Regions from separate parts of the Homo sapiens genome. Here regions 2, 3, 4 and 5 are each linked to region 1. Evidence: read pairs that join two places in POLR2A ChIA-PET (ENCODE). Cell type or tissue: GM12878. All regions are shown on one strand. Links, peaks and the distances in the headings refer to the core of each region. The heading gives the core; the rest is flanking DNA. Region 1 overlaps FBXO36 (F-box protein 36). Region 2 overlaps TRIP12 (thyroid hormone receptor interactor 12). Region 3 overlaps FBXO36 (F-box protein 36). Region 4 overlaps TRIP12 (thyroid hormone receptor interactor 12). Region 5 overlaps TRIP12 (thyroid hormone receptor interactor 12).

Region 1 (6,148 bases), core at 333-5,332:
TTTATCAAAAACTTTATATCATCCTTATTATTCTCATTTCATCATGGGTTATAAAGTCACTAATGCTGCTGGTTTGCTGAGCATTAACTGCTATGTAAACCATTTTTGAAGAAGAGAGATTGGATAAGGATAGTTTTTGTTTTTTGAAGGATGAAACTGATTTGAGAAAAAAATTAATGCCGGGCATGGTGGCGCATGCCTGTAATCCTAACACTTTGGGAGGCTGAAGCAGGAGGATTGCTTCAGCCCCAAAATTCAAGACCAACCAGCGCAAGATGGCAAAACCCTGTCTCTACAAAAAATACAAAAATTAGCTGGGTATGGTGGCGCAGGCCTGTAGTCCCAGCTACCCAGGAGGCTGAGGTGGAAGGATCACTTGAGCCCAGGGGGTGGAGGTTGCAGTGAGCTGTAATCATGCCATTGCACTCCAGACTGTGTAACAAAGCAAGACCCTGTCTCAAAAAGGAAAAAAAAAAAATTAACGTACGGGGGGGAAAAAACAGAGAAAGATTTAATTACTAAATGCAGTGTAGTAAGCTAGATTGGACATAAAACAGCAAAAGGACATTATTGAAAAAACTAATGAAATTCTAATAACATCTGTATTTTAGTTAATAGTGTTGTACCAATATTAATTGCCTAGTTTTTATAAATGTACCATGGTTATGTAAGATGTCAACATGGGGGAAGCTGGGTAATTAAAAGTTAAAAAAAAAATAACAATAGGCCGAGCAATGGCTCATGCCTGTAATCCCAGCACTTTGGGAAGCTGAGGCAGGCTGATCACTTGAGGTCAGGAGTTCGAGACCAGCCTGGCCAACGTGGTAAAACCCCGTCTCTACCAAAAATACAGAAATAAAATAAAATAAAATAAAATTAGCCAGGTGTGGTGGCTTGCACTTGTAATTCCAGCTACTCAGGAGGCTGACGCATGAGAATCGCTTGAACCTGGGAGGCGGAGATTGCAGTTAGCAGAGATCATGCCACTGCACTCCAGCCTGGGTGATGGAGTGACTTTGTCTCTTAAAAAAACAATAATAGTAACAATAACAAACAGAAGAGAAAGGAAATAAGTGAAATTCCCAGGAGTAGGCCCTGGAACCACGTGTCAGGTAGCACTGATCTTGAGCAGGAGAGGAGCAACTCCCTCCCTGAGGTAAAGAGGAAGGAGCTGGACTGGACACAAATAATTTGGTAATAAACTTGTCCCCCGGAATTTGAAAAGGAAGCCTTTTTTTCATTAATAAAGTAGTTAAATGAAAATAACTTATAAGGTTGGGCATGGTGGCTCATGCCTGCAATCCCAGCACTTTGGGAGGCCGAGGCAGGTGGATCACCTGAGGTCAGGAGTCCAAAACCAGCCTGGACAACATGGCGAAACCCCGTGTCTACTAAAAATACAAAAATTAGCCAGGCACAGTGGTGGGTGCCTGTAATCCCAGCTACTCGGGAGGCTGAGGCAGCAGAATTGCTTGAACCCAGGAGGCAGAGGTTGCAGTGAGCCGAGATGGTGCCATTGCACTCCAGCCTGGGCAACAGAGCGAGACTCTGTCTCAAAAGAAAAAAAAAGAAAAAAGAAAAAGAAAATAACTTATAAATGAAGTGTGTAACAGGTAAATGGAACAGAGATAAAACTTAGATTGACAACAGAAATAAGTGGTTTTCCTTCTTTCCCTGTGTGCAAATAAGAAAAAAAGTGGTTGGCTGGGTGCAGTGGCTCACGCCTGTAATCTCAACACTTTGGGAGGCTGAGGTAGGTGGATCACTTGAGGCCAGGAGTTCAAGACCAACCTGGCCAACATGGTGAAACCCAGTCTCTACTGAAAATGCAAAAATTAGCCAGGCATGGTGGCAAGCACCTGTAGTCCCACCCAGCTACTCAGGAGGCTGAGGCAGGAGAATCCCTTGAACCCAGGAGGTGGAGGTTGCATGAGCTGAGATCTCACCACTGAACTCCAGCCTGGGTGACCGAGCGAGACTCTGACTCAAAAAAAAAAAAAAAAAAAAAAGAAAAGTGGTTAATGTTATGCGGGGAGAATAAAAGCAGCAGCCCTGAGTCATGTTCCATCTTCTAATAATTCTGCTCTGTAAAGATGCTCAGGGCTGAAATCAGCAACCTAGAGAAGACCTACTTCAGAGCACTGGCTAAATTATGGAGAATGTTTTCAAGACTGCACTGAAATAATAGCAGGACACTAAGAGTGAAAGTAATAGTGGAAGTGAGTAAAACTTGGAGAGAAGGCAGCCGCTCAGCGTGAGAAATAACTACCAGAAGCCACTCACTTGCTGCTGTTTCCTATCAAATCCTTCCATTTACTTGCAGGAGCAGAAATTTACTGAAAGTAAATGGAAGGATTTGATAGAAAATCAAATCCAGGCCCTGCAACAGCGCAGAAACTTTTGCTAGATCCCCACTTGCATATTTTATTTACGTAGAATTCTCTTTTCATTTAAAGTATGAATAATCAGCTGCTGCTGCTTCTTTTTTTTTTTTTTTTTTTTTTTGAGACAGTCTCACTCTGTTGTCCAGGCTGCAGTGCAGTGGTGTGATCTTGGCTCACTGCAACCTCCACATCCTGAGTTCAAGCAGCAATCCTGCCTCAGCCTCCCAACTACCTGGGATTACAGGCCTGTGCCACCAGGCCCAGCTAATTTTTGTATTTTTAGTTGAGATGTGGTTTCCCTATGTTGGCCAGGCTGGTCTCAAACTCCTGACCTCAGGTGATCCACCCACCTCGGCCTCCCAAAGTGCTGGGATTACAGGTGTGAGCCACCGTGCCAGGCCCTAATAATCAGCTTCTTATCAGCACCAAGCACAAAATTTCAACTTTAGGATACTTATTTAATGGCAAAAATATATACAATAGTACTTGTTTTCAGCTTTCCATTTTTAGGTAGGAAAATCAAGTAAAAAATATATTTTGGGGAGCTAAATGATGAGAACTTATGAATACAAAGAAGGAAACAATAGATACTGGTGTCTACTTGAGGGTGGAGGGTGGGAGGAAGAGGAGGAGCAGAAAACATAACTATTGGGTATTGGGTTTAATAATTAACCTGGGTGATTAAATAATCTGTACAAAAAAACCCTGTGACATGAGTTTACCTGTGTAACAAACCTTCACATGTATGCCTGAACCCAAAATATAAGTTAAAAAATACATATATATACATATATATATTTGGACAGGAAGGTGGCTCACACCTGTAATCTCAGCACTTTGGGAGGCTGAGGTGGGAGGATCATTTGAGCCCAGGAGTTCAAGAGCAACCTGGGCAACACAATGAAATCCCACCTCTCTTTTAAAAATTAAATATGTGTGTGTGTGTATATATACACATACATATATATATATATATACATATATATATACACACACACACACTCTCAAAAGGAATATATTAAGTACTATAATACAGATTATATTACTTAAGGCCGGGCGCGGTGGCTCACACCTGTAATCCCAGCACTTTGGGAGGCCGAGGTGGGTGGATCACCTGAGGTCAGGAGTTTGAGATCAGCCTGGCCAACACGGGGAAACCCCGTCTGTACTAAAAATATAAAAATTAGCTGGGCATGATGGTGGGTGCCTGTAATCCCAGTTACTCGGGAAGCTGAGGCACAAGAATCACTTGAACCCAATAGGCGGAGGTTGCAGTCAGCGGAGATCATGCCATTGCACTCTGGCCTGGGCGACAGAGAAAGACTCTGTCTCAAAAAAAAAAAAAAAAAAAATTACATTACTTAAAATTATTTTTGGCCAGGCGCGGTGGCTCACGCTTGTAATCCCAGCACTTTGGGAGGCTGAGGCGGGCAGATCACAACGTCAGGAGATCGAGACCATCCTGGCTAACACGGTGAAACCCCGTCTCTACTAAAAATACAAAAAATTAGCCGGGTGTGGTGGCGGGCACCTGTAGTCCCAGCTACTCGGGAGGCTGAGGCAGGAGAATGGCGTGAACCTGGGAGGCAGAGCTTGTAGTAAGCCGAGATCGCGCCACTGCACTTCAGCCTGGGCGACAGACAGAGACTCGGTCTCAAAAAAAAAAAAAAAAAAAATTATGTTTTTTGAGACAGGGTTTTGTTCTGTTGTCCAGGCTGGGGTACAGTGGTATGAACACAACTCACTGTAACCTCAACGTCCTGGGCTCAAGTGATCCTCCTATTCAGCCTCCAGAGTAACTGGGACTACAGGGGCATGCCATGACACTCAGAAATTCTTTTTTTTTTTTTTTCTGAGACTGAGTTTCGCTCTTGTTGCCCAGGCTGGAGTGCAATGGCACGATCTTGGCTCACCACAACCTCCGCCTCCCGGGTTCAAGCGATTCTCCTGCCTCAGCCCCCCTAGTAGCTGGGATTACAGGCATGTGCTACCACGCTTGGCTAATTTTGTATTTTTAGTAGAGACAGGTTTTCTCCATGCTGGTCAGGCTGGTCTCAAACTCCCAACCTCAGGTGATCCAACCGCCTCAGCCTCCCAAAGTGCTGGGATTACAGGCATGAGCCACCGCGCCCGGCCATAACACTCAGCTAATTTTTTAAAAATGTACTGTGGAGATGGAATCTCCCTATTTTGCCCAAGTTGATCTCAAATTCCTAGGCTCAACCAATCCTCCCTCCTCAGCCTCCCAAAGTGCTGGAATTACAGTCATGAGCCACTGTGCCTGAATTAAAATTAATTTTAAAAATAAAGACATTTTATTGCATTATTGGGAAAAAATGTTGGCTTTTTAGATAATAAGATTATGATTTGAATCATCTTGGAAAATGTTGTATGTTCTTTTATAAATGGACATTGCCCCAACACATTACAGCTAAATACCGAGCTAGTCAGGGTTCCTCAGTTGCAAGCAACAGATTCCCATTCTGATTTACTTAAGCCAAAAAGAGATTTAATGGAAAAGTAGTATGTGTGTGATTGTGGGGTAGCATTGGGGGTTCTGGAGTTGAAGGAACAACAGAAGGGTTAGGGACCAAGGTATCTTCCAGGATCCAGGGAGTACAACTGACAAAGGTCACACTGAAGCCTTGACAATGGCTGAAATCAGCACTAACTGTGCTTCCTGCTCTTGGGTCATTCTGCTGAGGATTTCAAGCAGTGAGACAATGCATCTTGTCAGCTTCGGGCAAGGAAGAAAACAGGACACTGCAATGGACAGCCCACTGAAACACACATATTGGGAGACAGGAAATGCAGCAAAGGCTATTACTAGAAGAAATGGAAACGCGGATGTCAGGTTGTCCTCCTTGCCCTATTCTCTCTCTCTTTTTTTTTTTTTTTTGAGTCAGAGTCTCGCTCTGTCACCCAGGCTGGAGTTCAGTGGCGAGATCTTGGCTCACTGCAACCTCCACCTCCCGGGTTCAAGTGATTCTCCTGCCTCAGCCTCCTGAGTAGCTGGGATTACAAACACCTGCCACCACGCCCAGCTAATTTTTGTATTTTTAGTAGAGATGGGGTTTCCCCATGTTGGCCAGGCTGGTCTCAAACTCCTGACCTCAGGTGATCCACCCACCTCGGCCTCCCAAAGTGCCCTATTCTCTTACGCCACTATGCTTCTGCTTGGTTGTTCCTTGACTTGGAATGCCCCCTAACCCAGATCACCTGTCTTCACCAACTTCACCCTCAAAAGCTAGATAAAGTAACCTGCTTTTGTGAAGCCAGGCAGAGAAAATCACTTTGCACTCTCTTTGTACCTTGCATACACATCCCTTGTTGAACTGATCACGCTGTATTATAATTATTTGCATTTACATGAATCTCTACTATAATACTGTAAGTTCTTTGAGGGGAGGAATGTCATTTCATCTCTGCTGCTTGTGCACCTAAGACAGTGTCCATCACAAAGTTAGTACTCAACAAATGATTGCTATGTTAAAAATTTTTTTTAGAAAGCACATGGAAAATTCTATATAGACATAAAATAATTGACCGTTACCTTTGCAAATCTGTGTGATGTTTGACAAAGCCTGGCAATATCTTCAAGATCCAGATAAGAAATGATAGTCAGGAGCAAATCGTCTGAGAGCCGTTCAAGGAAGTCAAATTTACCTTTGCACAAATTGATGACATAGTCTAATATTCTTGCACCAAATATTAAGGCAGTTTGACCTGTAATTCAAAGAAGCCAACATGGTTATCATATACAG
Region 2 (6,148 bases), core at 398-5,397, 170 kb after region 1:
TATGTATGAGTCCCTTAAATCAGATGATACACACAGGTTTAGATACAGGCATATACTTCCTTTTGAATAAAGATATTTCAGATACTATTGTTTACTATTAGGATACGTTGTCATTTTCTTTAATGTCTGTGGTTGATCATATGTCATAGTTTGCCAGGAAGGTTGTGGTTTACCCGCTATTGATGTCTTCTTGTTTTTTCTAGCTTAGGATTTTTTTCTTTTAAGCACTACACTTTCTTAGTTTTATATGATAAATTATATGGTGGGAGAGGAGTTTTTTCCCATATTTGTTTTCCTAGAATAGTTTTTTGAAGGTTTAAATGGTAGATATTTGGAAAGTCCATTTAATTGCAACTCATTAAAACTGGTTGTGACTCACAGTCTGTCCCAGTGCTGTACGCTCCTTCCCAGTCTTCTAATGTTTATTTGAAGCCTGAATGTGGAAATGGGGCAATTCCCAAATGGGTAACAGAAAAGGAGCTGCAGGCTATTAATGTAGACTCACTACAGTAATTATTATAACTAATATACAGTGTACACTACATTGCAGTCCAGCCATAGTATTAAGCACTTTACATATATTCTTATTTAATATTCCAAACAACCTGCTGAGGTATGAGTGTTATTATTACCATTTTTTAAGTGAGGAAAAACGGAGACAAACATTGCTTATGCTTGCTCAGGGTTACAAGCTGTGATGTGTGACTTCCCAAAGCCAGGCATATTTGTAACAGCATTGTTGTCTAATGCAGTTACAAGAGTTTATATAATTTATACGAATATATAATTGAAGGCTGGAATGGGAACGGGGTTCAAAATTTTGTTCCCCTATTTATTTACCTAAGAGGATAAAAGCATACAGGAATCAGGCTCATCCGACTGCCTTTCTAAACAGTTCCAGGCATTACACTGTCATTTATGTTTCAAATTACAGTGTGGTACAGGTGTTTCCCAAGCTGTGTATTGTAGCTGGTGATAAAAAATACATGTGGCATGTGCACTTGTATTAGAAAACTGACTTCATTACATTTTGGAGGATAGATCTCTTATGAATTATAGGAATTTCTCTGCTGACTCATGAAAGTATTTATGGGGAAATAAGCTAATTATTTAGCAGCTTTACGTTAAGTTCTTCATGATAATGTGCTTTAGTTTCTGCATGTGTAAAATGGGAATGTAGAAGAAAATACCTAAATTAGTATGGTGTATAGGTTTGTGGACTTAGAGCTCTTTTTGACAAGTAAACGTTTTCGGATAGTACTTGTATAGTCGATATAAGACTCCATTGGAAACATTTATTTGGAAATAATGTTGTTATTATTTTAAAAAGCCCAACCACATTAGCTCTTCATGTAAGAAATGCTAGCCTTTGAAGTTGAAAGTGTAGTGTTTGCCACGCTTTCCCACGAGTCAGAGGCAGACTCCTGTGCATTCTTTTTTTTTTTCTTCTTTGAGGAAAAGTTTCTCTCTGTTGCCCAGGTTGGAGTGCTGTGTTGCAATCTCAGCTCACTGCAGCCTCTGCCTCCTGGGTTCAAGTGATTCTCTTGCCTCAGCCTCCTAAGTAGTTGGGACTACAAGTGCCTGACACCACAGCCGGCTAATTTTTGTATTTTTAGTACAGAAGGGGTTTCACCATGTTGGCCGGGCTGCTGTCCAACTCCTGACCTCAAGTGATCTGCCCACCTTGGCCTCCCAAAGTGCTGGGATTACAGGCGTGAGCCTCTGCACCTGGTCTGCTATGCATTCGTAGATTTGGACATAATCAGAACTGTACAGACCTTTATAGTGTTGATAAAGTCTTGCAAATGCTAGTGGTACTAAAGTAAGGAATGAACTATTTTTCTTTATGCTTGTAAAATAATGTCAGCTTCATTTTGCATTGGGTAGCTTTATAGTTTCGGAAGAAATGATCAGGGTTAGATCACATAAAGAAAGTGGTCCAATTTTGTTAACTTTGCATCAATTGGTTAAAGTATAAAAATTTGTCACTCCATGTAGAATGTTTGCATTCTGATTTAGACAACATCTCTCCAGTATTTTCACTTGTGTGTATTGGAAACTGTCTTACACAGTACTGTGAAGATAGGCTAAGACTAAACGGGAAATATCTGTTGAAAATCTGGCATTGGATTTTATCTACTGATAGTCACATTTTTATATTTGACTCTGGGAACAAATCTGGCCTATGCCTAAGGAGGTTTGAAGCCTTGACGAAAGAACTGTAGCTGACTGCTGTTGATTAATTACATTTTCGTATCTGCATGACCTTACAGAACAGCTATCTCTATACTACTACTTAAATTAGCCAGAGGCTTGGCTGGTTTAAGTCTTCTAATTTTGTAAAACATACAAAACTAGTAGTTTTTTTGTTTTTTTTTTGTTTTGTTTTGGTAAAACCAAACTAATTTTGTAAAACATATACAAAAATAGTTTTTATATATGTTTTACAAAATTAGATAACTCATAACTCATATCTAAACTCCCACTTTAGATAACCTAAACTACTTCATAAAAGGGAACAAAAGCTTAATACTTGCTATCAGAGGTATGGCAAAAGAATCCTTTTCTTCACAATTAGTTTCCAATTTCTGTCAAAACCAGCACCCTACCCTCTACTGATAATCAGACTTCTGGCAGTAGCTCACACCTGTAACTCCAACATTCAGAGGCCGAGGCAGGTGGATCACTTGAGTTCAGGAGTCTGAGATCAGCCTGGGCAACATGGTGAAACCCTGTCTCTACAAAAAAATACAAAACTTAGCCAGACTTGGTGGCATGTACCTGTGGTACCAGCTACTCAGGAGGCGGAGGCAGGAGGATCGCTTGAGCCCTGGAGGCGGAAGTTGCAGTGAGCTGTAAATTGCACCATTGCACTTCAGCTTGGGCAAGAGAGCAAGACCCTGTCTCAAAAAAATAAAAATAAAAAAGATTCTGTGGCTCCCCAAAGGTTGGGACCCTGCTATAATAGAACCTTAGCATCTCTTTTAATTATGTTCTTCTATAGGTTTTATGTTTTGATTAATTGATGTCTTTGTGGCAGTGCAGTTTGAGATATTCATTATGAAAGTCGTTAGAATAAAATATTTAAGAAGTAATGTTAGGTAGAAACCTTTAATGGTTGTAGGTCTGGAGAACATTTTAAAGTAAAATCAAGTAGATTCTCTGATAAATAAACTTAAAAACCCAGCAGTACTCTAACAGGTTAGATTTCTGTGTGTTTGTTTTTTAATGTATGGGCTCCAGAGTGTGTTTTAAAAAATACCCACTATTTCATTTGTTAAAACTCGGTATTTGCTTCCTACATAGATGGAATAGTCTTAAGATAAGTTTAAGAGCCATTTCAGTTATTATTGTACCTAGTAACAGTATTCGTTAACAGCATTTCTGTATAATGTGAAGAAGCAACTGTATTTGAATTAAAAATCACTGCTAAAGAATATATTTGAGTCATACAGTTTCTAAGGGTACAACCTGTGAAGTCAGACTTCCTGAGTTCAGATCTCTCAGCCATAACTAGCTATCTGACCTTGGCCAAGTATGCTCAAAGTCACAAAACCTTAGTTTCCTTATGTGCATGATGATTATAATACCTTTTGTACAGTTATGAGGAAACTTAGACAATGCCTGTGTTGTATGGTAAGCGTTTTCATAAATGCTGCCTACCTGTAAGTAGCATTATAGTGTGTAGTTATTGGTTAATTTCCTTTTTCTTTACCAGAAGTGTGGGTTTTGCCCAGCCTTTATACAACTTCAGTATTTCTGGTTAATCTGTCTCTCTATGGCTCTAAACTTTTCAGAGTGGTGGGGGAGTTACCAACACTTTTGTAAAAGGCCAGATAGTAAATGTTTTATGCTTTATGTAGTCTCTGTTGCAAGTACTCAATTCTGTAATTATAGCGTGAAAGCGGCCACAGACTTGTAAATGAATGAGTACAGCTATGTTCTAATAAAATTTTTATTTACAAAACCATGTGGTGGACTGGATTTGGCCTTTGGGCCATATTTTGCTGACCCTGTTTTAAACCATAAGCTTTTCTAAGAATTTTTTTTTTAATCCCAATAATGAAGTTACATAGAAAATACTTAATGGTGTGTGAAGAGAATGGTAATATGAAAATACAGTCAGTGGCTGGTATTTTGGCATCTTTTTCTTCAGACAAGCTCTTTAAACTCGCATATGTTATTCACACATGCCTCTTTAACAATTATGACAAAAATATTCTTCCTGGCTTGCATTCTGTCACAATCTGTGCAGTATATAGGGCTTAAGGTATTGTGGAAGAGCTTATGTAGATCAATCATCTGTGTTAAAAAAAAAAAAAAACCCAAAAAACAAACAAAAAAAACCTTTGACCTCAGCAGACACATAGAGGCACAATTAACTGCTAGTTTTGCAGGAATATGGTTTTACTTCCTGTTCAGATTTATAATAGACTCTACCTCCATTAGCTTAGACTGTTTTTTTGTCATTGTTGGTCAGGTTAGTATTTCGATTAATAGTATCCTGAGTCTTAACTCTTCATTTCACACTAGTTTTGACACTTTAGTTGCCCTGTCTTTCATACTTCTTGTTTTTGTTTTGAGACAGAGTCTGGCCCTGCCGCTCAGGCTGGAGTGCAGTGGCACGATCACGGCACACTGCAGCCTCTACCTCCTGGGCCCAAGCAGTGCTCTCGACTCAGGCATGCCCAACTCAGTAGCTGGGACTACAAGTCTCACTATATTGCCCGGGTTGGTCTTGAACCCCTGAGCTTAAATGATCCTTCTGCCATGGTCCGCAAAGTGTTGGTATTACAGGAGTGAGCCACCATGCCCAACCTCCTTCATGCTTCATAGCAGTCATCTGTTAGTTGTAATATCTTTTTGCACTCTTGAAGTTAATGAAAACAGATAAATGATTGTATCAAGACTGTAGTCCGGAAATAAAGCAGACTTAGAAGGCAGACGTCTACATACAACATTTCCCCCAAATGTCTATTTTGCCTTTTTATTATTTTTGTTACTAATTGGCCATCTGTTAAATAATCACAATTGTTACAGCAGTATGTTCTTTATTGACTTTCAGAAGAGGGATTCAGGACATCTTAATTAAAGAACAGTTTCAACGGCACAAGAAATTTGTCAAAAGCCACATATAAATGAAAAACAAGCATAAAAATACAACCTTTTTAATACTAAAATAGTTGAGCTCTCCTTTCATTCCTAAAAGCTACAGGATAAAGTCTAGAAGAACAGCTGAGTGTACAGTAGCAAGACAAGTTTAATTGCCTTTATTCAATTGTAGTCCGCAAAACTTTGGTTTTTCTAAGGTAAGCCAGACATAATGTGTTTAAGTGCTCCTCCTAACCCTCATCTTTCCCCTCCACCCCAAGCCTCTAGTTCTGTTGCAGGGGCTGTTGGCATGACCACCTCTGGGGAGAGTGAATCAGATGATTCCGAGATGGGACGTTTGCAAGGTAAAAACAGTTATTGAGCCTATAAGAAACCATTACCATGAGCTACCTGTTAATACCATTCTTTATTGAAATTAATTTAGTTAAATTCATTTGACCATAATCTAGCAGTGCCTGCACCTCCAAGAAAAAAAAATTTTTAGTAGCAATTTCATGATTTGGAATTGGAAGATGAGCTGTCCGCCTCTTCGTGTTTACTGTTTCACTAGATGAAGCCTTACATATTTATTTTTGTTTAAAATTTTTAAATTGTGGTTGCATGTGTAGCTGGTTTCAGTAATAAATAAGTTAAAAATCTTGAAAAATGGGTACCTTAATATATTTTTGTCTGGTATCCAGTAGCATTATGAATGCATTTAACCCACTTAGGCCTAGTGTTCCATTATTGGAACACTAAGAATGTGGGAGTTATTTATATCCTACTGCTCAAGGCCATCACCAAGGTCGGACTTTTCACTCATGCAAAAATTCAAAAAATTGCAACCTGCAGCATAAATGGGTTTTAATAAGGCGTTTGGCCATGGTTTTTTGTCTTCTTGATCATGTTTCAAAATGAATGTATAGTGTATACACAAATTGTAGGGTTTTTTTAATGTTACAAATGCTTTTACAAAAGCAGCCTAATACTATGTATGGATGGGTATGTATTTTTATCTCATTTGATTTATAACAGATCTCAGTGTGAGGCTTACAAT
Region 3 (6,148 bases), core at 628-5,627, 57 kb after region 1:
TGGTCTCAGGTACCTGCTTCCGCTTCCTTCCCTCCACCACAACCCCCTGGGGCCGCAATGCAAAGTTCTTACTCCTGTTTTACTTCCTTTTCATCCTCCCAATTACCAGTTTTGTCTTTTTTTTTTTTTTTAGATGGAGTTTCGCTCTCGTTACCCAGGCTGGAGTACAATGGCGTAATCTCAGCTCATTGCAACCTCCGCCTCCCGGGTTCAAGGGACTCTCCTGCCTCAGCCTCCAAAGTAGCTGGGATTACAGGCATGCGCCAACATGCCTGGCTAATTTTGTATTTTTCGTAGAGACAGGGTTTCCCCATGTTGGCCAGGCTGGTCTCAAACTCCTGAACTCAGATGATCCGCCTGCCTCAGCCTCCCAAAGTGCTGGGATTACAGGCATGAGCCACCGCGCCTGGCTTCCAGTTTCATCTTTTAATATCTATCCCAAACAAGAATATTTCTGAACTGAAAAATCTTAAGGATAGAGAAGAACACAGAAGGAAATCCAGGTACACTAAATTTTGCACAAATTAAGGGAGAAATTCATGATTTAGGTCAGGTGTGGTGGGTCATGCCTGTAATCCCAGCACTGTGGGAAGCCAAGGCGGGTGGATCACCTGAGGTCGGGAGTTTGAGACCAGCCTGGCCAACATGGTGAAATGCGTCTCTATCAAAAATACAAAAATTAGCCAGGCGTGGTGGCGGGCACCTGTACTCCCAGCTACTCGGGAGGCAAAGGCAGGAGAACTGCTTGAACCTGGGAGGTGGAGGTTGCAGTGAGCCGAGATTGCGCCACTGCACTCCAGCCTGGGTGACAGAGGCAGATTCCAGCTAAAACAAAGAACAAACAAACAAACAAAAAAACAGAAATTCATGATTTAAAAGAGAGGGTCAATGTGCATTTCAGAGTGGTCTAAAAGGCCTTGGTATATTCATAACTATCATGCTAAATGGGTAGTGTTGGTTATGAATGACTTACAAACTCTCCTTTACCTCACTGCTGTCTTCCTGTCTTCCTTCCCCCACTCTACTCCCAATCTGTGGCCCAATATTGTTTACCGCTTCACATCTAAAACAGAATAGTCATAAATCATATTTACCTTAAATTCTTTCTTCAATTAATTTTCTCTTTACAAAATCCAAAGATCTTTAGCTGTCTAAACCTATTTCAAACTGAAGTTTGCAAATCCCTAAATCCTTAAAGTTTATTTTCTAAATAAACCTAACTAAATTATTTATTAGTTCACACAAAAATATCAGTTTTGGGGCTGGGTGTGGTGGCTCACGCCTGTAATCCCAGCACTTTGGGAGTCCGAGGTGGGTGGATCACGAGGTCAGGAGATTGAGACCATCCTGGCTAACATGGTGAAACCCCGTCTCTACTAAAAATACAAAAAAATTAGCCGGGCGTGGTGGTGGGCGCCTGTAGTCCCAGCTACTCGGGAGGCTGAAGCAGGAGAATGGTATGAACCCAGGAGGCGGAGCTTGCAGTGAGCCAAGATGGCGCCACCACACTCCAGCCTGGGCGACAGAGCGTGACTCCGTCTCAAAAAAAAAAAAAAAAAAGAAAAAGAAAAAAAATACCAGTTTTGCTAGCCACTAACTATTGAAAATTTACTTTTCTAAATTTAAAGTAATAACAAAGTCTACACTTTTGGGTACTAATAAAAGAATTTTTTGCCTTAAGCCATTCATTTGATTTTCTCATGTTTAAAGGGGTGATACTATCTTCCTAGCTGGAATGCCGTAATATTTATTAAACAACTGTAAAGTCATAAATGAAACTGTTAAATAAATCCAAGTGTTTAATGCGGAATGTAAACTTGTCTAGGCTGTCTACACAAATCTCTCCTTTGTTTGCTAGCTTTATTTTACCTTAGGTTTCATTTCAATTCCTCAAATAGTGCTGACTCCTAAAATACAGAATATAGAAGTGGCAGTCTTTGAGAAGGGTGGTGTATTAGCCTGTTCTTGCATTGCTATAAAGAACTACCTGAACCTGGGTAATTTATAAAGAAAAGAGGCTTTAACTGATTCACAGTTCCACAGGCTGTACAGGAAGCATGGCTGGGGAGGCCTCTGGAAACTTAACAATCATGATGGAAGGTGAAGGGGAAGCTGGCCCCGTCTTACGTGGCCAGAGGAGGAAGACAGAGAGAAGGGGGAGGTGCTGCACACTTTTAAACAACCAGATCTCATGAGAACTCACTCACTATCACAACAACAGCAAGAGGGAAGTCCGCCCCCATGATCTAATCACCTCCCACCAAGCCCCTCCTCCAACACTGGGATTACAATTTGAACTGAGATGGGGGCAAGGACACAAATCCAAACCATATTTGGGGGAAGAATCTCATTCAGCAAACAGACACTGCTACTCTGTCTTAGGCATGGGATTCAATATCTAATCACTTCAGGGAGTTTTGAGGAATGGATCTGGGGAGATGTCTACATCAGTGGTTTGTCCAGGTTCAAACACACACATGGTCACAGCACTTCCAGCAAGGTTGCCCACGGGCCAGGGCTCCTGACAGCCTCTCACATTTCCAATCATGTGCTTTTTGAGGCTACTGGTGGTTTTGGTTTGATTTTTTTTTTTTAATTTGATAACCACAGCCACCATGATTTATGAACTCCAAACATCTATTAACTTGGCCTTGCACAGCCTTATTTATAGTGGAAAGACTCAGCTTCACACTGCCCGTCCCACAGCCCCATTTCAAGGGCTGACTTGAGCACACTTTGTTCTGCAAGTGACATCTGGCCTGCTACTCCAGCCACTGCTGATTGGACCAGGGTGGCCACCTGACCTGGACCAGTTAGGACATTTTCAGTTACAGGTGATGGAAAACCCTCTTAACCTGATTTGAGCAAAGAAAAGAGGCCTATTGACTTACCTAGCGGTAATGCCTAGCTGGCTGTGGAGGCTCAAACAGTGCCACAGAGGCCCCACCTCTCTTTCACCTATTGGCTCCTGTCCCTCCACATTGGCTGCATCTGTAGGTAGGTTGTCTCTGGTGCTGACAGCATGACTGCTGGACCCTGGTTAACATCACTACAACCAAGTTCAGGGATAAAGGAAGTGCGCCTTTCTTAAGCATCTCATTGGCTTGGATTGGGGAGTGGACCCATCTCTGCATTACTAGACACTGAGGATGGTGGATCCATATGAGACTATTTGGACCATACAAAATAAGGGTGAGGGAGGCATGGCTTTCCTGTGGAAAACCAGGGCACTGTAACCACAAGAAGATGGACAGAGGCGGGTGGTAAAAACATCAGCTCCTACCACATGATCCAAGGATGGGCAATAGACCGGCTTGACTGTGGGAAAAAGCTCCCAAACAGGGCAGAGTGGCTGAATGAGAGCGTCACATCCTCTCGTGAGAGGAAATGGAACTTGAGGCTCAGAACTGAGCCTTTGGTATGGGCAGCAAAAGTCGAGGGACGCGTAAACCCAGAGACGTGGTGGGAGACAAGTGGCCTAGCCTGTGGTGGAGCAGCAAGTAGGCACTGGTACACTTCTGCCCCTGTGGAGCTAGGCTGGAGCTGTCCTGGACCCCCCCAGGGCCTTCCCACCTGATGGTCCTGGAGCCCCTGGAAGCTGCTAGGCCTCAAGTCTATGATGCTTGGCTCAGCAGCCATGACTTCTAATCATGGTGATCTCCATGAATTTCTCAGGATACAGACTCACTCCAACAGGTAACCAGAATGAGGAACCCAAAGGTCCTAACCAGCATTTTTATGCAGGGTAGGTAAAGACACACAAGAAGGAAAAGAAATAAAAGGAAACAGAATGAAGAACTGAAGAGAAAGGGAAAGGGAAGACAGGACAGAGGGTGGTACACAGCGGAATGGCAGAATGCACTGCTATGCCATGTGCTCTTGGGAGCTCCAGCACAGGGTTGTGGTGCGTGGGGGAAGGACGCTGCCTCCTATTACCCATTTTACCTCTCACCCTTGATTTTATTTCTAAGTAGCCAGACAAAGAGGCCCAGCCCTATTCCACCTCCCTTTAAAGAAACCTCCTAAAAGTCCTTAGTTAATACTTAGCTTCAAGGTCACACTTAGCTGCCAGGGAGGTTAGGACACGCAGTCTTACTGGGAAGCATTAAGCCCATCTAAATTTTTTTTTTTTCTTTTTAGACTGAGCCTTGCTCTGTCACCCAGGCTGGAGTGCAGTGGCATAATCTCAGCTGACTGCAACCTCCGCCTCCTGGGTTCAAGCAATTCTCCTGCCTTGGCCTCCTGAGTAGCTGGGATTATAGGCATGCGCCACCACACCCGGCCAATTTTTGTATTTTAGTAGAGACAGGGTTTCGCCATGTTGGCCAAGCTGGTCTTGAGCTCATGACCTCAAGTGATCCACCTGCCTCGGCCTCCCAAAGTGCTGGGATTGCAGGTGTGAGCTACCGCGCCAGGCCTGAAAATTTGGGTTCTCTACTAAAAGGTGAGATTAATTGTGGAGAGGCAACTTGCAGCCTCGAGTGAGAGTAACAAATCCCCTCCTATCTCCCCTTCCCCACTGTCATGTCCCTTCTCTATTTTTTTTTTTTTCGCCTCTCCTGGCCAGCAGTTTGCATAAACTTCAGAATGGCCACTTCGAGCTTCCTCTGGACCTATTTCAGTTCCCTGAAGCTACTCCCCACAGCTATATTCTTCTGTGTCTTAGTCCCCATTTTCTTTTTTGTTGTTGTTTTTTTTGAGACGGAGTCTCGCTCTGTTGCCCAGGCTGGAGTGCAGTGGCACTATCTTGGCTCACTGCAGCTTCTGCCTCCTGGGTTCAAGCAATTCTCCTGCCTCAGCCTCCCGAGTACCTGGGACTACAGGCGTGTGCCACCACACCCAGCTAATTTTTTGTATTTTTAGTAGACACGGGGTTTCACCGTGTTAGCCAGGATGGTCTCGATCTCCTGACCTCGTGATCTGCCTGCCTCGGCCTCCCAAAGTGCTGGAATTACAGGCGTGAGCCACCGTGCCCGGCTTCGTCCCCATTTTCAAGAAGGGGCTCCTCTTTCCACACCAGGCCACCCAAGTCCTATGGCTGCTGGTCAGTCGGTAGATTCACTGCGCTAGAGTCAGGTGTCTATCTTTGGTCCAGTGGCAAGCAGTAGGCCAGGGGGATTGTGCCAAACAGATGGTGATTTATCTCAGGTGGAGGCTTGGACAGGTGTGAAACGAGCAACACACCCAGGCAACTCTATTTTCCCACTAACATATTTAGGCGAATCAAGTAGGTGGGCCACAAATAGCTTTACACACTCAGGACTGTCATAACAAAGGACCACAAATGGGGTGGCTTAAAACAACACGAATTTATTTCTCACGATTCTGGGGATAGAAGTCCAAAATCGCGGTGTTACTAAGGCCATGCTCCTTCCTTCTGAAGGGGAAGAAGTCTCTTCTTAGCTTCTGCTAGTTTGCTGAAAATCTTTGGCAATTTTTGCTGCATCCCTCCAATCTCTGCCTTCATCATCACATGGCTTTCTGTGTGTCTGTCTTCACATAAGGACACCAGTAGTATTGGATAAGGGGCCCATGCTACTTTAGCAGGATCTCATTTTAACTAATTTCATCTGCAATGACCTTGTTTCTAAATAAGGTCACAGTCTGTGGTACTCAGCGTTAGGACTTCCAACTATCTTTTTGGGGGGAGACATAATTCGGCCCCTAACATATATGTACACGGGTTATACAGCCTACAGCCTATCTTCCATAAATCAGATACACACCTAAGCATTACGGCAGAATCACTCCTGAATGCTCCTCACCGCGGTACTATTACATGGATGTGCCTACTATGTCTTTACGTATCCATCAATCGCTCTTAGTTACGCTTTCAATAAAGTAGTCTTGGTGTTACCAACCACCCTCCAAAAAAGAAACAAGGTTAAACAAAATCCGTGTTTAAAAGTCATATTTAGGAATAATTATTTCACTTATATAAAAACATCCTTTAGTCACAGCTTAAACAAGCTCCACTAATTGGGAACAATTAGTTTGACACAGTAGGCAGAATGTAAAAGCATTAAAAATGTTGCCAATGGCTTCTTAGCCTTTTTTTTTTTATATTTTTTTGAGACAGGGTCTCACTCCAGCGGAGCAGGCTGCAATGCAGTGGCGCAGTCCCGGTACACTGTACCCTGGACTCCCG
Region 4 (6,148 bases), core at 796-5,795, 130 kb after region 1:
ATTCTAGACCTTATCTTACTGAAATTCTGCCAGTCTTTCAAGATCCATTCAAAAGTTTCCACATCAATGTAGTTTATACTCTTTTCCAGTCTTAGAAATCTTATACAGATCCCAAAGCACTGTAACATTTTGGAGATCCCCGGGAACTACAGACTCAGTATCTGTCTGGCTGCCTCCTCTCTGTTCATCTGTCCTTACGTTACTGCTTCTTGCTACCATGTCATGTCCATCCAGGCAGATCTCACCATCTCTTTGTACACCATGTTTATTTCTTTCCCTGTGCCTTAAGGCTTAACTTTTAGGCCTCTCATCTTCTGAAGCTAGATCAAGCCCTCTTTCATTTTGAATTATTAAAAAGATTATACCATTTTCATGGAGGTGGCAATAAATAATGTTCTTCATGGTTTTTGTTGTGCACGGCACCTCTCCTTAAAACAGTAGTCTTGTGGAATGGCTTCCCATGCGTTTTGATGGGTAGTTACTCTGTTCTAATACAGTTTTACTCTGATCCTGTTAGCTATTCCTTAACCTTTGGTGAAAGCTAGGGGAATCGACGTACTCCCTCTTTCTGAGCACAGTGATAAGCCTGGTGTGGTCACATGATCAAGATGAGAAAAGTTGGAAGATTTAGCTTTTTTCTTTCTGGTGACAAAGATGGGAAGATGTGAATCTGAAGTTGCCAACTACTGTGTATGTGCCTTATGGAGGAAGATGGACAGGCAGAGAAGAGCAAAGAGTATGTGTGTGCTAACGTTCTGGCAAGTTTAAATTCGTTAGTAGTTCTTTAAAGTTGTGTTGACTCTTAGCCTTTTCTAGGATTGATTATTCCACTGTTGTTCTGATTCTGGAGATAATGCATGTGTTATTTTAATAATGCCTCTTTTGGCATTTTAGAGTTCTGCCTTAATACAACATCAGTATAAGATTATATTCATTCATCTGTTGAACACCACGTTAGTAAGCACCGTGCTCTATAGTAGTTATAGAAATGAGGGTAGGGTAGGGTTTTTCTTTTCCTACCAGGGAAAGAACCCAGAAAGCAACCCAGCTCGGTAGGGGGAATGGGGATACAGGTTGTTACTAGAGTCAGATGAGAAACATTTCTAGAGATGACCTCATTGATCTGGGCTCTGAGGCTGAAGCAACAGTTGCAAAGCAGGTGTGGTATATGTCAACTATATTTGTCTTTGACATGTGGTCTCATTAATTCCTTTCACAGTCTGGGTTTTATTTCGAAGTTGCGTGTATTGTGTTAATTTGCTGGTAAGTGGTAGGTGTTCAACAATTACTAGTATGGGTTAGAAAAGGATATTTGTTTCCTTGGAATTTCTGGGCACAGAAATGTGACTTTCTTTTTTACTGAAATGATGAAAACATGATTGGAGTAAGGAAGGGTTGAAATAGGGCATAGTTAAAATGGGCTATGTAGCAAGGTGGGTTAGATAATACTACAGGAAAAAACATCTCCTAGATATTAGTGGTTATAATCTAGCCACTAAAAAGGTTGTCTGTCCAGGTCAGTGGTAAGCTCTGCTCCATGCCTGCACATTCAGATATTCAGATACCTTGCTGTGTTGTCAAGTAAGAGAATATGGTGAACTGTACTCTTGAATCTCCAAAACTTCCCCCAGCAGTGATTCACTTCTGTTCACATTCCCTTGGCTGAAGCAAGTCACATGGCAGTACGTGCTTCCAAGTGGTTGGACAAGTACCATCCTACCTTGCATCTAGAAAAAGGAAAAACAGAATATTCTTGAGATGTAGCTGTCATAGGATGTTTATACGTTATTTTGCATTCTTATTTGCATCTCTATGATAGTTTGTTTCCCTAAAGCCTACTTAGTGAAACTTAGCCACTGGTCCCGTGTGTTTTCTTCATTCGTCTGTTTAACCGGTGTGAGTGCCTTCCTTTTATATTCTTTAATTCTTATTTCTTTCCTGTCTCTTTTTTTGTCCTCTCATTTGTTCAGTCAGAAGCAAGTTCAAACTGCTTCTTGTTTGGGAGGAGGAGAATGTTATGGGGAGACATGATGTGATGCAAAAATAATTTAATGCCTCTTATGACTGAATTTGAGCCACTTTTTAAAGGTATTTATACTAGAATTGGTTGGGCGCAGTGTCTCATGCCTGTAATGTCAGTACTTTGGGAGGCTGAAGCAGGCAGATCGTTTGAGCCCAGGAGTTCAAGAGCAGCCTGGGCAAAATGGCGAAACCCTGTCTCTACTAAAAATACAGTAAATTAGCCAGGTGTGGTCGTAAGTGTCTGTAGTCCCAGCTACTTGGGAGGGTGAAGTGGGAGGATCACCTGAGCTCAGGAAGTTGAGGCTGCAGTAAGCCAAGATTACACCGCTGCACTCCAGCCTGGACTAGAGACCCTGTCTCAAAAAATAAATGAATGAATGAATGAAAGTAAGTATTCTAGAATCGGCTGGGTAATTTGTAACTTGCTCTTTTCAGCAATAGTAAATCTTACTGCTCTAATTAGGCAGCCTGGAGTTTTAGCTGTGGAGACCTGTGTGCCTGCTGCATTGGTAATGCTGAAACTAGTCTGTCCCATCAGGCCTTGGGATCAGGAGGCAAGATAATATGGTGCTGTATTCAACAATGGCATGGTTGCCTTGGTCTAAGGAGAAGCAGAGGCTACTTTTCTGTAGTTGGAAGTTAGAAACATTTGATTCTTAGTAGTACCCGTGTTAAATTTTTTGGGGGGGCCTACAAAGTAATAGTTTATATGTTTTCTATTAGTAATTTCCTTTGCACTATGCTTTATTTTAATCAAGTTTGGAATTGAGTCAAAGTCACATCATAAGCATACTGGAAAACCTATAAGAAATTGTCAGCTGCCATAGATTGTCTCATATCCCTCACTGAGGATTTGCTTTCATTCTTCTGATACTCCAAACCACTTTTAAAAAGCTTTCCCAGTCTTGGAATGCCTTCTTAAAAGTGTTCAGTGTCACTTAAAAATATATATACAAATGATTCTTATACTAACTGCAAGCTTTTTTATCACATTTGGAAGGCTGTTTTCTTGTAATACAGAGAGAAAAAGAAGGCAGAGGGCTCCTTTTTAGAAAATTAATAGTGGTGTTTTCCTCCCTTTTTCTCATATACTATCTCTAAAGTCTTCAGACATTTATTTTGGCCGGGCACAGTGGCTCATACCTGTAATCCCACAACTTGGGAAGCTGAGGCAGGAGGATCATTTGAGGTCAGAAGTTCGAGACCAGCCTGGCCAACATAGTGAAATCCCATCTTTACTAAAAATATAAAAATTAGCCAGGCATGGTGGCAGGCACCTGTAGTCCTAGCTACTCAGGTGGCTGAGGCAGGAGAATCTCTTGAACCCAGGAGGCAGAGGTTGCAGTGAGCTGAGATCATGCCACTACACTTCAGCCTGGGTGACAGAGTGAGTATCTGTCTCAAAAAAAAAAAACAAACAAACAAACAAAAAAAAACCTTCCCTGTCTGACCATAGCCTACACTTAAAAAAAAAAACAAAAAAAAAAACCCTCTATGTGTGTGTGTATATATATATACTTTGCTTATTTCAGTAGCTTTCAGGGTACAAGTAGTTTTTGGTTACATGAATGAATTGCATAGTGGTGAACATCCTTTCATCCATATTTTCTGATGTATCTCCATGTTCAGGGCAATTTATATCATTTGCCAGTTACTGTATGGGCTTTAAAATTTCCTGCCTCTGCCTTTGCCTGTATTCTGCTTTTGACTGGAAAGCTTTTTTTCCTCAGCTTTTCATCCTTCAGGGCCAGGTTTAAATGGTGTGGCCTATAAAGCTTATATTCTCCTGCTAAAAGTATTCGTTGGAAACATCTATGGAGAGTACCTGGTAGATTACTTTGTTTTATGAGACTCTGACCTCTTTGAGGACAGGGACTAGACTGTTACCTATATTTATGTGCCCTGTTGGGACTTGCATATATTTGTTGGTGGCAAACCTAACATCTTTTGAAATGAGTAGCTTAGTACAATGGTTCTCAACTCTATCAGAGGCAGTGCTCCCTGTCTATAATGTATATCATATAAATATTTTTATTATGCTCTTTTAATATCTTCAAATAAATGAAGAAATAAAATACCTGCCTACACACAGTTTAGAAATATTGATATAATGTCTTAGCATTTTACAAAGATAAACAAAAGGAAAATAGTTGATAACAAAAATAACATCTCAATAGGTAAATGCTTGGACACAGTGACACAAAATTATAGTGCATCTGTATTTGGAGTCACTGAATGTGACAGTTACAACAATGGACTTAAATGCCATAAGCAGCATTTTCATCATAGGCATTAAAAACGGTGCCTGACTCTTGGTAAAGCTGCCAAAAAAATAGTATAATCGCTTGTCGTTGCATTCTTGGAAAATTTAATATGTAAGAACTGTGCAAAACAAATCTGAGAAATTGCAAGCACGTTTTTCACCTATGTCACTGCCACACTGTCAGGGCTTTTCATAAGGTTTTCATATATTACCAAGACTGTTTGAAATACATGGGGCATGGGACAGTTGGGTCTTTTTGTTCTGTATGTTGCTCATCTTTACCTCTAATCCACACCTGCTAAATGGGAATAGCACTGCCGCTTCCCAGTGTATGTTTCCAGAATGCTTCCTAGGGGCAGTATTTTTGCTGTTTAGAAATACTGCTTTACTTTAAATTATAGAATCATTTGGGCTAGTGTTTCAGTGTAACTAAAGATAGGAACATTGATCAGATGAATCAAGCTTCTTTTTGTAATAGAAATAGAAAAACAGTGCGTTTTACAGGGAACATTAGTGAGTTACTTATTTAAAGTGGTTTAAAGTGAACTTTCCACCATTAATTATTGAAAATCAATGGCTCTTTTAAAACATGGATTTTCCAGCATTTGAAATAAAATATCTAATTTTTAGAAGACAAAACTATAATGTTATAATTGTGTATTTAAAGTAGAAAAGCATAAAAATGTGTCTGTATACACATATACACAAACAAATTTAGAGTTGTAATTAAACCCACAATCCATTTATATTTGGTAATATATGCATGTATATTATGTAATACATGCATATATTACCAAATATAAGTGGTAATGTGTGTGTATATTATATATATGCATATCATATAAGCTGTGAATATGTCTAGCATAAAAATTAAATTCAGGCAGTGTAATACCTATAATAGGAATTAACTAGCTACTTGTAACTAGCCACTTTCCTCATTTTTCCTAACATTGAGACAGCATTTTGCTTTCTTTCTTTCTTTTTTTTTTTTTTTTTTTTTTTTTGTAGTTGAGAGAGGATCTCACTCTATTGCCCAGGCTGGAGTGCAGTGGTGCAACCATAGCTCACTGCAGCTTTGACCTGCTAGGCTCGAGTGATCTTCCCCACCCCAGCTTCCCGAGTAGCTAGGAATACAGGTGTGTACCACTACACCCTGCTAATTTTTGTATTTTTTGTGGAGACAGTGTTTCACCATGTTGCCCAGGCTGGTCTGTTTGAACTCCTGAGCTCAAGCAATCCACCTGCTTTCAACCTTCCAAAGTGCTGGGATTACAGGCATGAGCCACCACACCTGGCCCAATATTGTGCTCTTGATATAAAGTTTAGGTCTCTTTTAGATGTCCTCTGGACTAGAGATGGTTTTTAATTCTGTGGACTACTGTAAAGGATTTGACTAAATAGCAGTACAAATGTAGGTGGAAGGGTACAGTCAATACTATGTGCCTAAAAGTTAACACTCAGAGGCATTTGAGGCTTCATAACCCAAATGATCTTGAAAGCACATAATGATCTTGAAAGCACATAACCCAGAGTTGATTATAGTCTGTTCTGTTGCAGTGTTGGTTTCTTTAATGTGAATTGGCCCATACACACTTGGTAAATAGAGAAATAATGTCAATATAACGTGGAAGTAGTGTTGGTTCATAAGCAGTTTTTCCCACAGTGCTAATGTATAAACTGAAAATGGGGAAAGACCTTTCAATTAAAGAGGAAGGTTTGGTAATATTTGAAGACATTACACCAAAAAAAAAAAAAAGTTGAAAATCTGGCAGAAATAATTTAGTGAAAGAAATAGCTATTCCAGTGGTTTCTAAAACCACCATACCTTGTACTGTCAAAAGCAGTCTCAACAAGTTCAAAACC
Region 5 (6,148 bases), core at 575-5,574, 120 kb after region 1:
TTGTTTATTTTTTTTTCTTTTAGTGAATGGTAGTGTCTAGAAAGGGTATGTCCCTTCAAGAGAGAGGTGCCAATGTCCAACCGGCCTAATAACAATCCAGGGGGGTCACTGCGACGTTCACAGAGGAACACTGCCGGGGCCCAACCACAAGACGACTCAATAGGAGGAAGGTATGTATTTCATGGTAATTTGAAAAGGAATTGGGAATAAAAGAAAAAATATTTTTAAGCCTCCTTGCGAGGTCCAAAACTTGAATGGTTCATTGCATATGGGTAATTTTTCCTGATTTGTGAGCCAGGTACTTAAAAGCAAACTGGAATCCAAAGCAGTTCCTAAATTTTTCCCCAGATATGCTAGACTCAAAGAAGTAGTTCATAGCCACTGACATGATCAGACACCTCATTTAGCATGTGGTGTGTCATGTTTTGTTTGCCCTTTCTCTTCACTTCGTTAAATGTATGTTACAACACATCTTTCACCATTCGTGGTCTTTTTCCTTATGTGTTGACTTAATGATACTTTATGGAAAAGAGGCCTCATTTGTTTTAAGAACTTGAGTTTTAATACTCAGCTTTTGAGCTTTTGTCCTCATCATGCCTTTTGACAGCATAGATATTAACAGGGTAGTGAGGCACTCTGACTTTGTTAGTGAACGAGTTGTCTTATGTTTTTAGTGGTCTGGTGTTTCTTTTTAGTTGGAGTAGTTACATATGAAGTAGTGTGAAGAATCAGATCAGATGTGTTTTCTTGAATGTAATACTCCAAGTCAGATTTAGCCAAGGACTGTCACTTCATGTAAAAAATACTCAGAACTCTTCTTGCAAGGCCTAGTTCTCTAATTTTGGGACTAACATTGATTACGTTTAGCTTGTGATGGATAATTGTTAAATTTTTTTGTTTTTGAGAGTCTCATCGCTCTGTTACCCAGGCTGGAGTGCAGTGGCACTATTTCAGCTCACTGCAACCTCTGCTTCTGAGGCTTAAAAATCCTTCCACCTCAGTCCCCCAAGTAGCTGGGATTACAGGTGTGCACCACCGCACCCAGCTAATGTTTTTTGAGACACAGAGACAAGATTTTGCCACGGTGGCCAAGCTGGTCTCAAACTCCTGACCTCAAGCGATTCACCCGCCTCGGCCTCCCAAAGTGCTGGGATTATAGGTGTGAGTCACTGCGCTCAGCTGCTGAATTCTAATAGGATTATCTCATACAGCAGTTTGCGGCCATAACCATGAATGCATATTATCTAGTAAAGTATTTAAAAATTTTTTAGGCCGGGCGCGGTGGCTCACACCTGTAATCCCAGCACTTTGGGAGGCCAAGGTGGGCGGATCACGAGGTCAGGAGATCGAGACCATCCTGGCTAACATGGTGAAACCCCGTCTCTACCAAAAATACAAAAAAATTTAGCTGGGCATGGTGGTGGGCGCCTGTAGTCCCAGCTACTCGGGAGGCTGAGGCAGGAGAATGGCGTGAACCCGGGAGGCGGAGCTTGCAGTGAGCGAGATCACGCCACTGCACTCCAGCCTGGGCGACAGACAGAGCGAGACTCCGTCTCAAAAAAAAAAAATTTTTTTTTAATGTCAAATGTAAAGAATAAAAGCACATCATGGTGATGTCAGACTATTTAGTGGTTAAGCATAGGGACTTTGGACTAGGGCAGCTTTGCGTGTGATTTCTTTTTGTTTTGTTTTCTTTTTTTTTTTTTTTAAAACAGTTGCTGTCGCCCAGGCTGGAGTGCAGCGGCATGATCTTGGCTCACTGCAACCTCCACCTCCCGGGTTCAAGCGATTCTCCTGCCTCAGCCTCCCAAGTAGCTGGGATTTCAGGCACGCATCATCACACCTGGCTAATTTCTGTATTTTTAGTAGAGATGGTGTTTCACCATGTTGGTCAGGCTGATCTCAAACTCCTGACCTCAAGTGATCCATTGGCCTTGGCCTCAGAGTGCTCGGATTATAGGTGTTAGCCACCGCGCCCAGCCTTTGTGTGTGATTTCTGCCTCTGCCATTAAATAGCTATGTGTCTTTTGTTAAGAGTTTCAGGAAACCTCAGTTTCTTAGTCCACAGAATGGGATAGCTATTTCATAGGATTATTGGTAAACTTCAGTATTTTAGCATGTTAAGCTCTTATCACTTATACTTAGTATATAGAGCTCTGTTCTGAAAATGTTTGCTCTTTTACATTCAGGTTATTCTTTGGAGCAGCCACACTCAACTTCATGTGACTGATTTTAAAATATTATTCCTCCTGTAATAAAAGTGTTACATGTTCATTTTAGATTATTTTGAATATATAGAAAACTAAAAAGAAAAACATAATTCCACACTTATAACGTGTGCTGTTGACATTGGTTACTATTGACATTTCTTCTGTCTTTTAAAAAACTGCGTGTAGATGTACATTATGTATGTGCATGTAAGTAACTTGTACCTTTAGAACAACTGCGGTTTTATGCATATTAATCCTCAGGTTGCATTGGGACTCTTGCATGTGAACTGACAATCATTGTGGGCTATCAACAGCGCATTGCTTCTAAAATCCACAGTGTTTCAGCATGGTCATTTTTTCTATATATCAGTGTTATGTAGATTAAAAAATTTTTTTTAATTTATTTTTTGAGACGGAGTCTTACTCTGTCACTCAGGCCGGAGTGCAGTGCTGTGATCTCTGCTCACTGCAGCCTCTGCCCTCTGGGTTCAAGTGATTCTCCTGCCTCAGCCTCCCAAGTAGTAGCTGGGATTACAGGCGCCTGCCACCTTGCCCGGCTAATTTTTGTGTTTTTAGTAGAGACGAGGTTTCACCATCTTGGCCAGGCTGGTCTTGAACTCCTGATCCAACCGCCTTGGCCTCCCAAAGTGCTGGGATTACAGGCATGAGCCACAGCGCCCAGCCTAAAAAATTTTGTAAATTGTATTATGTTTTTATTTTATTTTTAGAGACAGAGTCTAACTCTATTTTTCTGGCTGTAGTGCAGTGATGGAATCATAGCTCACTGCATCGCAAGTAGTTGAGAAGACAGGCGCCTGCCAGTATGCCCAGCTGTGTATTTAACTTGATGCAAAAGTAATTGTGATTTTTGCAGTTTTTTTTAATAGCAAAAATCACAATTACTTTTGCACCAACCTAGTATCATGTATTTTAAAAAAATGAGTAAGGCCGAGCATGGTGGCTCATGACTATAATCTCAGTACTTGAGGTGGCTGAGGTGGGATGATCACTTGTGGCCAGGAGTTCGAGACCAGCCTGGGCAACATAGCAATACACATCATGTGTCATCACAAGACACATGTAGAAGTTTTCTGTTTCTACAAAAAATAAATTAGCTGCGCACAGTGGAACACACTGATATTTCTAGCTACATAGGAGGCTGAGGTGGGAGGATCGCTTGAGCCGAGGAGTTCAAGGTTTCAGTGAACTATGACTGGGCACGCCAGTGCATTCCAGCCTGGGCGACAGAGAAAGACCCTGTCTCAAAAAATAAATAAGTAATAAACAAAGTAGTGGGACATAAATGGAAGTGGTTAATACTAGCGATTAAGATGTGTTGGTTTAAGTAGCTCAAAGTTGTAACAGAGATGGAACTCGATTAGATTTGTAGAATGACAAATCTTGTTGTAGTTCATGTAGTTTAAGCCAGTCAATAATATGCTCAGTTGTGAAGAGTGTGATCAGGACATAGAAATTTAGAGCTTTAGCCAAAACATCTTATTAGTTTTAAGAATGCAAATGAGATGAGAAGATGCTGGCTCTTCTAAATATCATTTTGCCGTCTTGGCTTGATTCTTTTGCTCATAATAAAATGTCAAGACTGGGAGTAACTTTGAAGGCCTTCTTATCAGCCCCCAGGTTGATATATTTTTGTTTTGTTTTGTTGAGATGGAGTTTTGCTCTTGTCACACAGGCTGGAGTGCAGTGGCATCATCCGGGCTCACTGCAACCTCCTCCCCCTGGGTTCTAGCAATTCTCCTGCCTCTCAGCCTCCTGAGTAGCTGGGATTACAGGCACGGGCCACCACACCTGGCTAATTTTTGTATTTTTAGTAAAGACGAGGTTTCACTATGTCGGCCAGGCTGGTCTTGAACTCCTGACCTCAGGTGATCCACCCACTTCAGCCTCCCAAAGTGCTGGGATTACAGGCATGAGCCACTGCACCTGACCCAGATTGACTTTTGAAACCCCTATAGAGTGTACTGTTCTAGCAATTATCTAAACTCTCAGAAACCTTTCCAGGGAGTTTTGGGAGTGAGAGGATTGGGATTAATTGGGAGAGAACAATTACAGCTATATATTTATTCTCTTCATGTGACTCGTTTAGCCTTCCTAAGTAAAATGCTGTCATTGTAGCCTTCGTTTCCTGAAAATGGTTGACTTGCCCCATAAAGGTATTCACAGTGATACAGTGATTCAACTAATGATAATAATAGCAGTTACACAACAGCATTAATGGAGTGTTTTAAGTTTAAAAAATTATTACACATTCTTTCAGTTGAAACTCAGAAATTAAATATGTAATCTCTCTTACAAATGTGGAAGCTTGCTCAACTTTGTATAGCTAGTGTGTAGTCAGGACTTGTTTCCAGACCTCTTGACTGTAAAGTCAGTGTACCTTTTCATTATGCCAGAGTGTTTCATTGCAGCCCACTGGATCCGTATGATGAGGGAGTGTTAGAAGAGGGTATAAACTTTAGTTTTGAATTTAAGTAGCACTTTTCTCTCCTAGGATTTGTGCTAGGATTCATTTTTGACCCACTCTGTTTTTTTCTAAACCTCTGCATTAAGCTGTCTTCTTTGTGTAACCTCCTTCCAGTGACCTCTTGTGCCTTTCTCCCAAATCAAGATGGTTTCTTTTTAAAAATAGTTTAAATTCATTCTTAAGATAAATGAAAGTAGAGTCTGAGGATATATTTAATCCCTTTTAATTTTACCTCTGCTCTCCTTTTCACCCATCCTTCATCACTATCCACAGTTGAACTAGGCATCTTATTCCTCTTCTATTATTTTTCTTAGCCCCTTTCCTCTCTAATTTTTTGGATTGTAGCTGACCTGTTCCTCTCTTTTCTGTTCTCTTTTTCTTCTATAGGAAATCACTCCTTTCCACTGCTTCTCTGTTGACTTGCTCTCAGGGATACTACCTAGCCTTTTCCAGTTCTAGCACAGGTATTTGTAGGCTACCACCTCCCTCTTGGCAATGCAGTAGCGTTTTTATTATACCGTGTGCTTTTTCTTGTTTTTCTCAAGTGGCAGTGGTAGGATTGAATTTAATTTTATAGCAACTTTAAGATTGCTTTAGTGGTAGTGTCTTCAAGGTTGATTTAACTATATAAACAGTGCATATTGAGAATAGAAAATTGGGACGCTTCAGGAAAATTAAAGAAAACAATTTTAATCCTACCACTCAGAGATAACCATGGTTAATATTTCTAGTCTATGTTCTTACAGTCTTTTCTATACGTGTAGCTTCTTTTTGTTTTTTTCAAAATTCCACAGAGATCAATATATGTATACTTGCAACATACAAATAATAGGGATGATGTTATCACTAGATGTATTTTCTGGAATTCTGTAACATTCTTCCATGAGGTAATTTAAAGTGGCTCCATGATTTTCTTTAATATAAAAGCCCATGATTTAAATTTGGGCCTCTAGGTTTTTTCCTCAGATTTTTGCTGTAAAAAATATTGCTTATGCCTATCATATTTGAATGTGAGCTGGTTTTATCAAGTCGAATTCTTGAAAATGGGTTTACAGAATCTAAGGGTATGAATATTTTGAAGACTTTTGTCTTTCAGAAATCTTGGGCCAATTTAATACTTCTAATACTTCATGAGAGTCCTCATTTTGCCAAATCCTAGTCAATAGAGCATACCCTTTTTAAAAAGAAAAGTTTGTGGGGAAAAAGAATTCCTTGGTTTAAAGTTAGCATTTCTTCGTTTACTATAGAGTGGAAAAATTTGCTCCGTGGGCCATTTTCATTTATTTTCTGAGCTGTTTGTTAGCGTCTTTTGTCTAATTTTGGAGATACTTACTCTTTTATTAGGGCCCTTTATGTGAAAGGTGTTGATTCACTAACATGGACAAATTTTTTTTCTGTTTTTTTTTTATGGTTTATTTTAATTTCTACAACATTTTAAAATCAGATAATTAAG

What was found. Peaks named below come from ENCODE experiments on the same cell type or tissue, not always from the same donor. Only the 100,000 strongest peaks of a DNase experiment are listed, where the experiment ranks them.
Region 2: POLR2A ChIA-PET joins it to region 1 with 8 read pairs; 3 of 35 experiments call an interaction of 5 or more read pairs at or near these places.
Region 3: POLR2A ChIA-PET joins it to region 1 with 7 read pairs; 2 of 35 experiments call an interaction of 5 or more read pairs at or near these places.
Region 4: POLR2A ChIA-PET joins it to region 1 with 6 read pairs; 2 of 35 experiments call an interaction of 5 or more read pairs at or near these places.
Region 5: POLR2A ChIA-PET joins it to region 1 with 5 read pairs; 2 of 35 experiments call an interaction of 5 or more read pairs at or near these places.

Annotation. Positions count from the first base shown.
Region 1 is chr2:229,996,713-230,002,860 of GRCh38, reverse strand. It overlaps FBXO36 (F-box protein 36), which reads right to left. Exons shown (of 4, transcript NM_174899.5): 3 at 5,938-6,110. Among named protein-coding and RNA genes, the nearest start is that of SLC16A14, 69 kb to the left of the region's middle. In GM12878, for the core only: no CTCF peak of the experiment used is centred there; a DNase peak (open chromatin) is centred at 2,250; H3K4me3 peaks cover 470 bases; H3K27ac peaks cover 1,026 bases.
Region 2 is chr2:229,830,064-229,836,211 of GRCh38, reverse strand. It overlaps TRIP12 (thyroid hormone receptor interactor 12), which reads left to right. Exons shown (of 42, transcript NM_001348323.3): 7 at 5,373-5,456. Among named protein-coding and RNA genes, the nearest start is that of TRIP12, 89 kb to the left of the region's middle. In GM12878, for the core only: no CTCF peak of the experiment used is centred there; a DNase peak (open chromatin) is centred at 3,521; H3K27ac peaks cover 352 bases.
Region 3 is chr2:229,940,005-229,946,152 of GRCh38, reverse strand. The region is part of intron 1 of FBXO36 (F-box protein 36); the gene reads right to left. Among named protein-coding and RNA genes, the nearest start is that of FBXO36, 21 kb to the right of the region's middle. RefSeq lists an enhancer at 1,827-2,327. In GM12878, for the core only: no CTCF peak of the experiment used is centred there; no DNase peak of the experiment used is centred there.
Region 4 is chr2:229,864,460-229,870,607 of GRCh38, reverse strand. The region is part of intron 2 of TRIP12 (thyroid hormone receptor interactor 12); the gene reads left to right. Among named protein-coding and RNA genes, the nearest start is that of TRIP12, 54 kb to the left of the region's middle. In GM12878, for the core only: no CTCF peak of the experiment used is centred there; no DNase peak of the experiment used is centred there.
Region 5 is chr2:229,874,004-229,880,151 of GRCh38, reverse strand. It overlaps TRIP12 (thyroid hormone receptor interactor 12), which reads left to right. Exons shown (of 42, transcript NM_001348323.3): 2 at 24-170. The coding sequence starts at 73. Among named protein-coding and RNA genes, the nearest start is that of TRIP12, 45 kb to the left of the region's middle. In GM12878, for the core only: no CTCF peak of the experiment used is centred there; no DNase peak of the experiment used is centred there.